2 separate regions of the Mus musculus genome follow, and region 2 is linked to region 1. A link is a loop called in an ENCODE intact Hi-C map of the cell type or tissue named here. Cell type or tissue: left cerebral cortex. All regions are shown on one strand.

Region 1 (2,500 bases):
ATAACCCTGAGGCCATGTTGGGTTACTGGGAACACAAGGTAGAAAGAATATACTAGTTCTGAACACAAATACTGCCAGTTCTGCACAGACACAGTCAAATGGTCTATTACAATATCATCAGATGGTTGGCAATAGACACCTCACAGGGCTGCTGGATTAGCTCAGTAGGTATCCTAGTCTGGAATAATCAGCACTTGGCCATGCCCCTGCTCATGAAAAAAGACAGCCACTGCTCACTGCGTCAGGGTCTCATACCAAGGCAGGCCACTCCCCATGATGGGCAAAAGTGAACCAGACTCTGAGGCCTAGAGTGTCTCCTACTATGAGTTCCTTGATCAGGCTAGGAGAAGTTAAATTACACTGTACAGTACCCCCAAGCTCTGGGGTATCACCCAAGGTGTACACATAAGCTTCTCCTAGAGTTGAGCCTCTAAGTTTAGCTGGATACAGTCCTGAGGAGCCAAGTTACACCTCGCACCCCGGACAAGGGTAGCCAAAGTGAGAAAGATCTCATGAATCCAAACCGTAGAAACAGCTGCAAAAAATAGACCTTTTGGAGGGTGGGGGGACCCTTGTACTAGAACTGTGCAAAGCCTGAACCTCCTTCCAGGAGAAGCCCCGGGAGGGGAACGAGAGTTGTCCCCAATAGAGAGAGCTCTCCAACTGGGACTGGGGAAGCAACACAAGGCCGAGGACTCCAGGGTTTGTACCACTAAGATTTTCAGCAACACCAGGGTCCTGTCTCTTTCTGAAAGAAGCCATACACCGTAATTTTCTGCTTCTCAAAATTGGAGAAGGCAAATATTTCTGGTGCCACTAATTGGACAATTCCCGGAATGGTGGAAGTCCCTCCAAAGCGTGAATCCCTTGTTACTGCCCTCTGATCTCCATGAAAGGGCTTGCTACTGCGCCACTTTCGCTGGCTGTGCCCGTGGTGCTCCAGTCCCAGGGATAGCTAAGGCGGCCTGTGAGGAGCCCCCTTGCCATCATCTGCAAAAAACTTCTAAAAGACATTAGGTCCAAGGCAAAAGGACTCTCCAATGCGGGACAGGTATTCCCTGGCTCATTTTCGGGAGTGAAGGAGTTTGGGGACAGGATACCCAAGTCAAGAGAAAACTGACTCCTCAAAACTGAAGAACCTGACTGGCTTCCCTCAAAGGTCTGATGCCAAGAGAGAAGCCCCTGGAGTGCCCATCACTTTCAGCAATTCTGGACCCTCCAGATGCAAAAATGTGTAGCAGAAGGGGCCCCAGACCAAGCTGGACAATCTCAGAGTGGCTACAGCAGAGGCAAAGACCAGAGAGCCCCGTGAAGTCCAAGAGTACTTACCCGGGGCAGGCGGGGCGCAGAAGATCGGGCGCGCCCGCTGAGGGAGCCGCGGAGGCCAGGAGCTGTCAGCTCTCTCATCTCTGGGACCTGGCCTCAGACTAGAGAAGGAAAGCCCCACCCCAGCACGCGAGCCGCCCCGCCCGAAGCGGCAGACGCAAGGGAAAAGCGGCAGAGGGCGCACGCACATCCTTGTCCCTGCCTGCCACGCGCCCTTTCAATATTTAGGGTCCCCGGGTCTGAGTGCCTGGATAGGGTGTCACCGCTTGCTCTTCGGGTACCCGTGATCTTTGTGCCTAAATATGTTTTTACCCGGGCCTTTGGAGATCCCAGAGCAAGCCTCCAGTTTGTGCACCAAATCCCACCTGGTCCTAAGAAAATCCAGGGAGTCCTTCCTTTTGCGGAGCTGTGGGTTGGGGCCCCTTGGCCCCTGGGGCCAGAGAATGAGATCAGAATAGGTAACCAAGACTTAGCGTGTTCCTCCTTTCTTGCGCTATAGAGTTGTTTGGAAAATAAAAAAGATTAAAGATACAGTATGTTTATACTTTGCAAAGCATAAAGTATTAGTTTGCTACTTTCTGACACAGAATTTACCAAGAATGAGAAATATTAGGTACATTGGGGTCTTTCAGGGGACATTCTCGTCTAAGCTTTTCAGGACACCACATGGTGGATAGGCTCAGCCCTAAACATACCTATTCGGCTGTCCCGCCTGGCCTAGGCATCGTGACTCTTACTAACAAGCACAAGGTTCAGAGACTCCTGGAATCTCTGAAGTTCTTCGTGTGGGCAGTCTGCTCTCCATGTCCCACCCCTCATCCAGTCCCTCCCACCTTCCACCTAGGCACCCAGTCCTGATTTTGACCCTGCCCACGTTTCAGGCTCTTGGGAAGCACCCGAGTATCACACTGTCCATTGGCTAGGGTTCCTCCAAAGTACCCTTGCTTGCTTCTGCTCCTTAGATTTGAACTGGCTGTTTGTTCTGAAGGCATTCTCTTCCCTACAAGGGAACAAGGGACCAGCCCTGGGATCTCAGAAGTAAAAGGTACTTTGCCTCTTCTGTGCACAGCTCTGAACGTGAACAACTAGTTCGCGAGTTTTGTCAGAGAATCTGGAAACATAAGGGCAGTTCTGTTCTCTATTTTGTAAACAACTCTGCGTGGCAGACAACAGA
Region 2 (2,500 bases), 570 kb before region 1:
ACTTTTATTGATGTGAAGAGACACCATGACGAGGGCAATTCTTATAAAAGAAAACATTTCATTGGAGCTGGCTTATAGTTTCAAAGATTTAGTCCATTGCTGTCATGGCAGGAAGTGTGTCATGGTGCTAGAGATGGCGCCACGAGTTCTACATCCTGATTCCATGAAGGTTCAGAGCTTTGAGCTACGAGGAACACCCCAAAAGTGAGAGCAACTGATAGTATTCCCAGGTCGGCAAAAGTAGCTAAGGAATGCCTCTGCAGAAGGATGGATGAGCAACTGATATAGTCAAGTTGACAACCAAGATTAGCCATTACAGGGAGGAAAGAGCTTAATTGGCTTATACGTTACAATATATTGTCAGGGGAAGCCATGGCAGGAACTTGCAGGCAGGAACTGAAGCAGAGGCCATTGAGGAACACTACTTACTGTCTTGTTCTTCATGGTTTGTTCAGACTACTTTCTTATACATCCCAGGACCTCCTGGCCAGGGTAGCACCACCCACAGAGAACTGGGCTCTTCTATATCATCAGTCATTAATCAAGAAAATGGTCCACAGACTTGCCTACAGGACGGGGAAAGGATACTGGGAGCTCAGTGGTCACACTTTCTGATATTTTTGCTGTTTGGCTTGGCTTATGGTGACCTTGTTGAGTTGGTGGTCCTCAGAAGAAATCCTGAAACAAGGTCCCCGAAATAGTGCAAATGCATTCTTGCTTACGTGATGTTCCTCCTCTGGCTCTGAAAACCCCAAGCTCAAGTTTAAGAAAAACCTTGAAAGCAGATGACTTCTCGGCAGCAAAATTACTAAAGTATAAATGCTCAGATATGGCTGGCATCCTTCCCTAAGCCTAACCCTGAGTTGTCTCTCTCCAGTTTAGATCACTTTATCTACGGCAGAACATGAAGAAGCTCAAACCTTGGCCTTCCTATCAAATGTGAGGAAAGAGAAGAAAGAAAGAATTATCATCCATCTCAGCATAAATGAAAATCTCAATTCCACACTCTGTAAAAGAGAGAATTGATTCCAGCTAGCTGTCCTCTGACCTCCACACTTGAGCTGTGTCACATGTACATGCTCTCTCTCTCTCTCTCTCTCTCTCTCTCTCTCTCTCACACACACACACACACACACACAGAGTAAATAAATAAATAAATAAATAAATAAATAAATAAATAAATAAATAAATATGTAATAAATATTTTAAACTTCACTTTTGTATTACAGACTTTCTCTCCATCCACCTTGTGCATCCTGGGCATTTCTCTGTGGTGCAGGCTGAGATGAATGACAGTCACTTGTAGCTAATGTGCTTGGTGCAGTTCCATCTCACATATGTGACTTGTGCTTGGTGCAGTTCCATATCACATATGTGACTTGGCTTCAACCACTCACTAGTTCTTCCCACCCTTTTTCTAGTTATGTTAAGCATGTCTTCCAAACATGGCCACAAGGTGGCAGCATAGCTGCACGACTGTTTCCTAAAAACACCTTGGACAAATCAGGCAGGCTGTTAGGACTAAGAATAAGAAAAGGCCACCAATGAGGCAAACAGGCTAATTTCCGTCTCTCATTAGGTGACAGACCCAGAGATAAGTTAGAAACATTTGCAATTAGAACTGGAAGACTCCCTAGAGAAATTCTTGTCAAATGGACTGCCCAAGTTACTAGCTTAAAAAGTTTGTTGATTTTTTTAAATTGTGTGTGTGTGTGTGTGTGTGTGTGTGTGTGTGTGTGTGTGTGTAATATGTTTTTCTGAAAATACCTCTTGCCTTTGAGGAGACTAAACATTTTCCAAACCTTGCAACTAAGTTGATAATAGACCTTGAGGTAATTTAAAATTGTATATTCTATCTGCTGTTCTACTATGTATTCAACCAGTTTAAGCATAACATGTCTTCAGAAAAACAATGTAACCAACCTTACCATGCCTTAAATTCTCCATGTAATCAACTTTTACAACCAAAGCTACATGTATAACTTTACTTTTAAATAATGTAGTCTTCCATGCTTTGACCCAGAATGGAGGGGGGGTTGGGGTGGGGTAATTGATTATTTGCTGAAAGTAACCAACAGACTTAAATCAACCTTAAAGGCAACAAATATCACATAAGTGTTGAAAGCAGCATGTGGATGTAGGTTGATAGCATCAGTGTGAGGTTTCTAGTGCGGTCCTGGACCAGTAAAGAAACTTCTCTTGTAAACCTCTGTTAAATATTTCTGTTTTTTAAAAAGGGCTCCTCATTCCTTTTTCATAACATGTTTTCTGTGGTGTTCAGTAAATAAAGGTCAAAGGCATTTTTAGGGACCAACAACAGAGTCAAACACAGACAACAAACAAACTAGAGACACACTGCAGACTATGAACAGACAGAAGATTCAGGGAGAAAGAGGGAGATTTCAAATCTAAGTCAGATCTTGCTCTAAAGTACCCCAAGAGGAAGTCTCTGTTCTTACTATCTCATGTAATATCCACACAAATGTTCGGGTACCAGAGG

The links. A loop is a pair of places that touch in the nucleus more often than their neighbours do. Peaks named below come from ENCODE experiments on the same cell type or tissue, not always from the same donor. Only the 100,000 strongest peaks of a DNase experiment are listed, where the experiment ranks them.
Region 2: it touches region 1 in a loop (3-fold over the local background); 11 of 42 quality-filtered maps call a loop at or near these places.

What each region holds. Positions count from the first base shown.
Region 1 is chr13:74,290,902-74,293,401 of GRCm38, forward strand. It overlaps Ahrr (aryl-hydrocarbon receptor repressor), which reads right to left and starts at 1,430. Exons shown (of 11, transcript NM_009644.3): 1 at 1,330-1,430. In left cerebral cortex, a CTCF peak has its summit at 1,504; a DNase peak (open chromatin) is centred at 1,477; H3K4me3 peaks cover 486 bases.
Region 2 is chr13:73,717,024-73,719,523 of GRCm38, forward strand. No RefSeq gene overlaps it. Among named protein-coding and RNA genes, the nearest start is that of Slc6a19, 17 kb to the left of the region's middle. In left cerebral cortex, a CTCF peak has its summit at 1,458 (motif pointing right); a DNase peak (open chromatin) is centred at 1,456.